2 separate regions of the Homo sapiens genome follow, and region 2 is linked to region 1. Evidence: chromatin contacts called from ENCODE Hi-C data. All regions are on one chromosome and are shown on one strand. The core of a region is the stretch at or near the end of the contact, and the rest is flanking DNA. Distances in the headings are between cores, read along the strand shown. Region 1 holds the start of AK8 (adenylate kinase 8). Region 2 holds the start of STKLD1 (serine/threonine kinase like domain containing 1).

Region 1 (3,133 bases), core at 467-2,966:
CCTACAGTTCAGGTAATCCTATTGTACCAATGCCAGTTTCCTGGTTTTGACAATGTGCTACAGTTATGTTAGATGTTATCACGGGGGCAATGTGGGAGGGGAGACCAGAAATCCATACTATTTTTTAACTTCCTGTGAATCTAACATTATTTTAAAATCAAAAGTATAAAAAATGGAAATGGTCAAAAACATGGAGGGAATCCACAGATGACTAAGGACTGGAAATACTGGACTGAAAGCTTTCTTGTTGGGAGGCCGAGGCAGAAGGACTGTTTGAGCCCAGGAGTTCAAGACCAGTCCGGGCAACATAGCAAGACCTCGTCTGTACTAAAATTAAAAAAAAAACATTAGCCAGGTATGGTGGCCTGCACCTGTAGTCTCGGCTACTCTGGAGGGACTAAGGCAGAAGGATTGCTTGAGCCCAGGAGTTCAAGGCTGCAGTAAGCCATGATTGTATCACTGCACTCCAGCCTGGGCAGCAGTGCAAGACCCTGTTTCAAAATCAATAAAAGCTTTCCTGGGCAATTCCTCCAACAATCAATGTGGAAAACACACCAGGTTCTCTAGAGCAGACAACAGGGCTCCAGATGATCCCCCATCCTGCCCTGACCTGCTGACTTCTAACCCAGCTAGCTATTTGATTTGTGATTGGCCACTCAAGCAGTTTTAGGAATCTCTTGCTCTCCCTCTATCAGTTAACACTTTCCGAGGGAAATGTGTTTGATGGAGGTGCAGACACGGGTTTCTTCGTCTGGGCTCAGCTGTCTAGTGTGCAGGGCAGAACCTCAAATGACCACAGACACCACTATGCCCTCCATGCCATGCCCCTGGGGATGGGGTGTACCCTGGGAAGCAGACAAATGATCTGAAAACTGAGCTCCAGCTTCCCCTTGCCTCTCAGAACCTTTGAGTGGCTGAGAGTTCTTCCCCTCCAGCTCCTGAAAGCCTTGACCTCCACCACGTGCAAAAGGGAAAACTGGGGCCCTGGCGGGGACGGGGCCTCGCCCAAAGTCACACGGTGAGCTGGGGGCCCAGTCAGGCCTGGAGCCAGAATGAGAGCTTCGGAGCTGCCGGGGACGTCTGGCCCTGAGGAGGAGGGACCAAGGTGGGAGATGCTGCTGTCCCAGAGGCGGCCCTCTCTGAGGATGGAGATGCCAGCTTGAACTCGGACAATGCCCACCTCAGAAACCTGGGCCGAGAGGCTCCCCACAAATTCGACAGATGGTAATTGTCAGCGCCGGGAGAGCCCCTGGGAGACCACCTCTTGCAACCTGGCATTTCACAGGTGGGGAAACCGAGAAAAGGAAAGGACTGGTTCCAGACCATAAGGCCCGCTGGCGGCACAGCCAGGACCAAATCCCGGCTCGAGTGGCCCCCTTCCTCCCCCTGGGTCCGCCTGAGGCAAACCCGGGCAGGACCAGGAGCGTCCCCAGCTCGAGGGCCCCCTCGGGGTCACGGCGACACACGAATCGTACATCCCGAGTTGGGCTGCTTCGTGGGCGCGCGACTCGGCCCCAGCTGCGGGTCCCGGCCGCGCACCCGACGTCGCAGTGGAGGCTCCCGAGCCGCCGCCAGCGTCGCGACGGGCAGGGGTGTCCGGTCACCTGCATCAACTCGAAGATGTGGTTCTCCTCCCCGTACTGGGGCATCTCGGGGGGGATACGGTGCGGGGCGATAGTGGCGTCCATGTAGCCGTCTCGGCTCGCCGCTCCCTAGTAACCGCGTCGCTAGGGCCGCCGCGCCGACTGCGTCATCAGCACGCGCCGCGGCCCCGCCCTGCAGGCTCCGCGCCGGGCCCAGATACCCGATCCTCGGTCGCGCGGGTCGCCCCCGCCCCGACCTCCCCGGCTGACGCGCTCTGCGGCTCGGGCAAGTTCTTTCCCCAACCCCGGCCTCGCTTTTCCCATTTGCGCATCTTAGCGGGGGACACCCTCAGGTGGCTTCCAGCTGGGCCTCCTCGTATCTGAGACCCCCGACGAAACCCAGAAGGGGCAAGTCGGCCCTCCGAGGGGACGGGAGGCAGAACCTGCTTCTGGTTCTGTCAGTGCTCCCCGGCCCGGCTCCCTGTGCCTCAGTTTACCCATCTTTAAAACAGACGCGGGAATAAATGTGGGGGAGGGTGTTTGAAGGGGGAGGGGCGTCCATGAGATGGGCCGGAGGTTCGAGGATCGGGTGGAAATCCTCAGCCCAACTCCTAGAGTCGAGCCCCGGTAGACCCCTCCCAGCTCCCCGGCTCTGGCCAAGCCGCCAAGTGACCCGATTGCTATGGCACCGGCGGTAACAATCACGCCCGCGGCCCCGCCCCTTCTCGCCCGACGTCCCCACCCACCCTCGCCTCCCAAGTCCTGGAACGGGCCTCCCCACCCTCCGGGGCACCGACACTCACGGAGTCACTCCAACTTCTCTGGGTGCTCCGTGGAGCGAAGAGCGCTCTAGGACAAGCAAGGGTAAACAGGGATGAGTGTGGGTGGGCCCACTCGGACCCCACCCCGGCCTCTGGGTCAGAAACTGGAAGCTGGGGTGGAGGATGGAAAGATGGAGGGGTCCGGAGGATGGAGGGGCCTGCACAGCTGTCTCGGGGTGGGGGCGAGGGGAAGGTTCGCGCTGGAGACGGAGCTTTTTAAGTCGTATGAATTCCCAGTGGTACGGGGCAGCTTGATATTTTATTAGTCGCAACACTGAATTGGGATCTCTAGCTCTTGTCTGTTGCCGTTAATCGTAGGAGCTGTAAGAGTTTGTTGAACTCTTTGTGCTCTCGGCAAAATTCTGTTGTCTCTGTACCTTATGGAGAGGGAAAATGGCACAGTCAATGCAGACAGCCCCAGCTTCAAGTTCTGGCTCCGCTTCTTACTGTGTGAGCTTGGCAAACTCTCTGCTTGCTCCGTGCCTCACTTTCCTGCCCTGTGAAGAGGGAACTGCTGAAGGATTTCAGGAGCTAATGTATTGGAGAGTAATTGGCATGCAGTAAGCACACAATATATGGGGCTACTATTAGTAGTAGTATCTCATTTAATCGTTCCAACAATCCTGTGAAATAGGCACCTTCATTCCCATTTTACAGATGAGAAGTTGGAGGATTAGAACAATGAGGAGTGGTTGGCTGGGTAACTTTGGGTGAGTCACTTCCCCTTTC
Region 2 (3,197 bases), core at 236-2,735, 500 kb after region 1:
CCAGAAAAATTTAAAAATTTAACCATCACTACTTAAAACTCTAGCAAAGCCACACGAACACATTAAGTAAACCGAGGAAAAAACGGCAAGTGGGCCACACAAGGCTCTCCCTGCGGGGATAAGGCTGTTAATTTGTCGACATAACGGGATTCTTTTAGAAGTAAAAGGCATAAATCTGCGTAACCACCACCACCTTTTGTTTTTGTTTTTTTGTTCTGTCAAGCTTAATCAAGAAAGAGGGAAGGGAGTTGTGTCCCTTCACTTTGTAGGATCGGATCCTGTCCACCCAGTTCCCGAATGCTCTCAACAGTTACCCAACCGCCTGTTTCAAAGGCTTCCCTGTTGCTCAGAATGCCACCTGGACACTTCTGGAAGGAGACTATCAGGGAGATAGGCTTCCCCTCCTCCCAGGCTGTGTACAGGTCCCCACTCAATCCAGCCCAGGGCAGAGTCCAAACGGGGAGGGAGACGCAGACAGGGTCAAAGGGACCCCAAGAGTCCAGCACATCTGGGAAAGAGAAAAGGAAAAGGTGCTGTGGCTTCCTGTAGCTGGGGCGCACGCCAGCGCGCCCCCTTTCCTCTGGGAGGACCCCCGGCCCCCGTTCGTCCCCGAGCTCCCAGCCCGCCTCCGGGAGCCCCAGTGAGAGGAAAAACGTGCGGGGACCCCCCAGCAGCTCCAAACGCCGAGGCGCTCCCCGCGAGCCTCAGACCCGACCCAACGCCAGGACTCGCGCCGCCGGCCCGGGAAGAAACCCCCACAGCCCGCGCCCCGGGCTGGCTGGAGGGTGGGGGCGGCTAGCCAGGCAGGGCGCCGAGGCCCGGGCTCCGGGAGCGGCCCAGCGGGCAGGGGAGACTGGGCCCGGAGGCCGGGTTTGGGGCTGTCCAGCCGGGACAGAGGGCCCGGGCGGGGGGGTCCCCCTGTGGGAACAAGGAGTCAGGGGGCGGCCCGGGCCTGGCGCCCTGCGCTGGGAGGCCGACTCCGGAGCGGCCCGGGCGGCCTGGGTCGGGACCGGGGCCGGGGGAGGAGCCCGCAGGCCGCACCTGGTCGGCGAAGTCCTCGGCCGTGCCCATCAGGTCGTTCTGGCCCATGGCGACGGCGGGAGGCTCGGCTCGGCTCGCTCGCTCGCTCGCTGGCTCTCGCCCGTCGGCGCCCGCACCCGCTGCGGCCTCCACAGGAAGTGCCCGGCGGCCGGCCTCGCTCCGCGTCGGCTGCGGCTCCAGCGGCTGCCACGTAGGCCAAGCCTTAAAGGGGCCGCGCGCCGCCCGGGCCCGCCCCGGTGCGTCTTAAAGGGGCCACGCGCCATCCCCAGCCTCCCGACCCATCCGCTCGAAGCCACGCCCGCCGCGCTCGACGCCACGCCTCTCACGCTGGAGGCCCCGCCCGCCGCGCGCAGGCCCTGCGGTCCCTCCCGGCCCGGCGGAACGCGTCCCTTTTAAGGGGGCGGGGACCTGGGGGTCTGGGGCCAGCGCGCGGGAGGGACGCCTGAGTGCCTCGAGGGCGCCGTTCGGGCGGGGAGGATCCCGCGGGTCCCACTGACCCACGCGGGGTGGGGCCAGGGGTGGACGCTCGCCCGTACGCGGTCGCTACTGATCATGCTTGGGCCAGGGTCCAATCGCAGGCGCCCCACGCAGGGGGAGCGAGGCCCAGGGTCCCCCGGAGAGCCCATGGAGAAGTACCAGGTGCCGAGTGTTCCCTGCGGGGAGGCGGGAGCTCCGTGGGGTAACGGTCGCAACCCTGGAGCTACGGCCGGCGGTTCCGACCGAGGGCGGCGAGGGGCCCGCGCCCTGGCCAGTGTCGGCCTGCAGCTCCTAGGTTGAACCCGGGGGGCCTCCAACGGTGACCTCCTGGGTGCCCTTTGCCACTCAGTTTCCCCCTTTGTGAATTGACTAAGGATTCTCCAGCCCTGGCTGAGTATTTGAGGGCGTGGGGCAGCTCCTCTATCCTTCGTGCCTGGGGTCTGTGCGCTTGGGTCCACCGAGGCAGGACCCCCGGGAACATCCCGAGTACATAATTGGGAGCCCCCAGTCCCCTAAAAACACCCCTGCAGCGTGGGTCTGTGAAAATGTTTGAGACCTAAAAAATTCACAAAACACAAAAGGAAAGCTGCAAAATAAAAGTAAATGTTTAATTAAATGCTTCTATACATGATATATACACTTTATTAAATGTTAGATTCAGCATTTGTGAAAAATGCATTCGCTTGGAAACAGTTTGCGGGTTAGATTTTTGTCACTTTGGAAGAATTGTCTTTGTGTGAGAGGACTATAGGGCGTTGCCAGAGGTGAAGCAGATGAGCTTCTGGTGGCCAGATAATTTTTAAAGTAAAGTTGTTTTTCAGATTAAAAAAAAATAGACGTTTCAGGAATATACCTGCTTTTGGAAAAAAAAATAGACTTGATTCGAGATACGGCTCCATTTTACTGTTTAATTTGCTGCCTAAGCTTGAACGCTCTCACACCAGCTCTGCCCTCAGCCCGCTGTGGCTTAGAACAGCAGTCCCTGGCCGGGCTCGGTGGCTCACGCCTGTAATCCCCAACACTTTGGGAGGCCAAGGCGGGCGGATCACCTGAGATCGGGAGTTCAAGACCAGCCTGACCAACATGGAGAAACTGTCTCTACTAAAAATACAAAATTAGCCAGGTGTGGTGGCGCATGCCTGTAATCACAGCTACTCGGGAGGCTGAGGCTGGAGAATCGCTTGAACCCAGGAGGCAGAGGTTGTGGTGAGCCAAGATAGCGCCATTGGACTCCAGCCTGGGCAACAAGAGCAAAACTCTGTCTCAGAAAGAAAAAAAAAAATAGCAGTCCCCAACCTTTTTGGCACAAGGGACCAGTTTTGTGGAAGACAATTTTTCCACAGATGGAGGCGGGAGGATGGTTTTGGGATGATTCAAGCACATTACACTTAGTGTGCAGTTCATTTCTATTATTATGTTGTAATACATAATGAAATAATTACACAACTCACCATAATGTAGAATCAGTGGGAGCCCTGAGCTTGTTTTCTTGCAACTAGACCATCCTCTCGGGATGATGGGAGACAGTGACGGATCATCAGGCATTTGTTTCTCATAAGGAGCATGCAACCTGGATCCCTCACATGCACTGTTCACAATAGGGTTCACACTCCCATGAGAATCTAATGCTGCTGCTGAGCTGACAGGAGGTGGAGCTTGGGTGGTAATGCGAGCCATGG

Evidence for each region. Hi-C counts contacts between places; a loop is a spot of excess contacts on that map. Pooled maps may share reads with other maps.
Region 2: a loop to region 1 is called in a map of CD8-positive, alpha-beta T cell, with 14 times the contacts of the local background. The contact joins the promoter of STKLD1 here to the promoter of AK8 in region 1. A Hi-C loop is called at or near these places in 1 of 168 maps with a recorded cell type or tissue (CD8-positive, alpha-beta T cell) and 6 of 50 pooled maps.

Annotation. Positions count from the first base shown.
Region 1 is chr9:132,876,568-132,879,700 of GRCh38, forward strand. AK8 (adenylate kinase 8) reads right to left here and starts at 1,717. Exons shown (of 13, transcript NM_152572.3): 1 at 1,605-1,717. The coding sequence starts at 1,688. It overlaps SPACA9 (sperm acrosome associated 9), which reads left to right and starts at 2,331. Exons shown (of 4, transcript NM_001316897.2): 1 at 2,331-2,447.
Region 2 is chr9:133,374,881-133,378,077 of GRCh38, forward strand. STKLD1 (serine/threonine kinase like domain containing 1) reads left to right here and starts at 1,486. Exons shown (of 18, transcript NM_153710.5): 1 at 1,486-1,680. The coding sequence starts at 1,594. It overlaps SURF4 (surfeit 4), which reads right to left and starts at 1,180. Exons shown (of 6, transcript NM_033161.4): 1 at 1,042-1,180. The coding sequence starts at 1,089. RefSeq lists silencers at 605-884, 895-1,134, 1,225-1,724.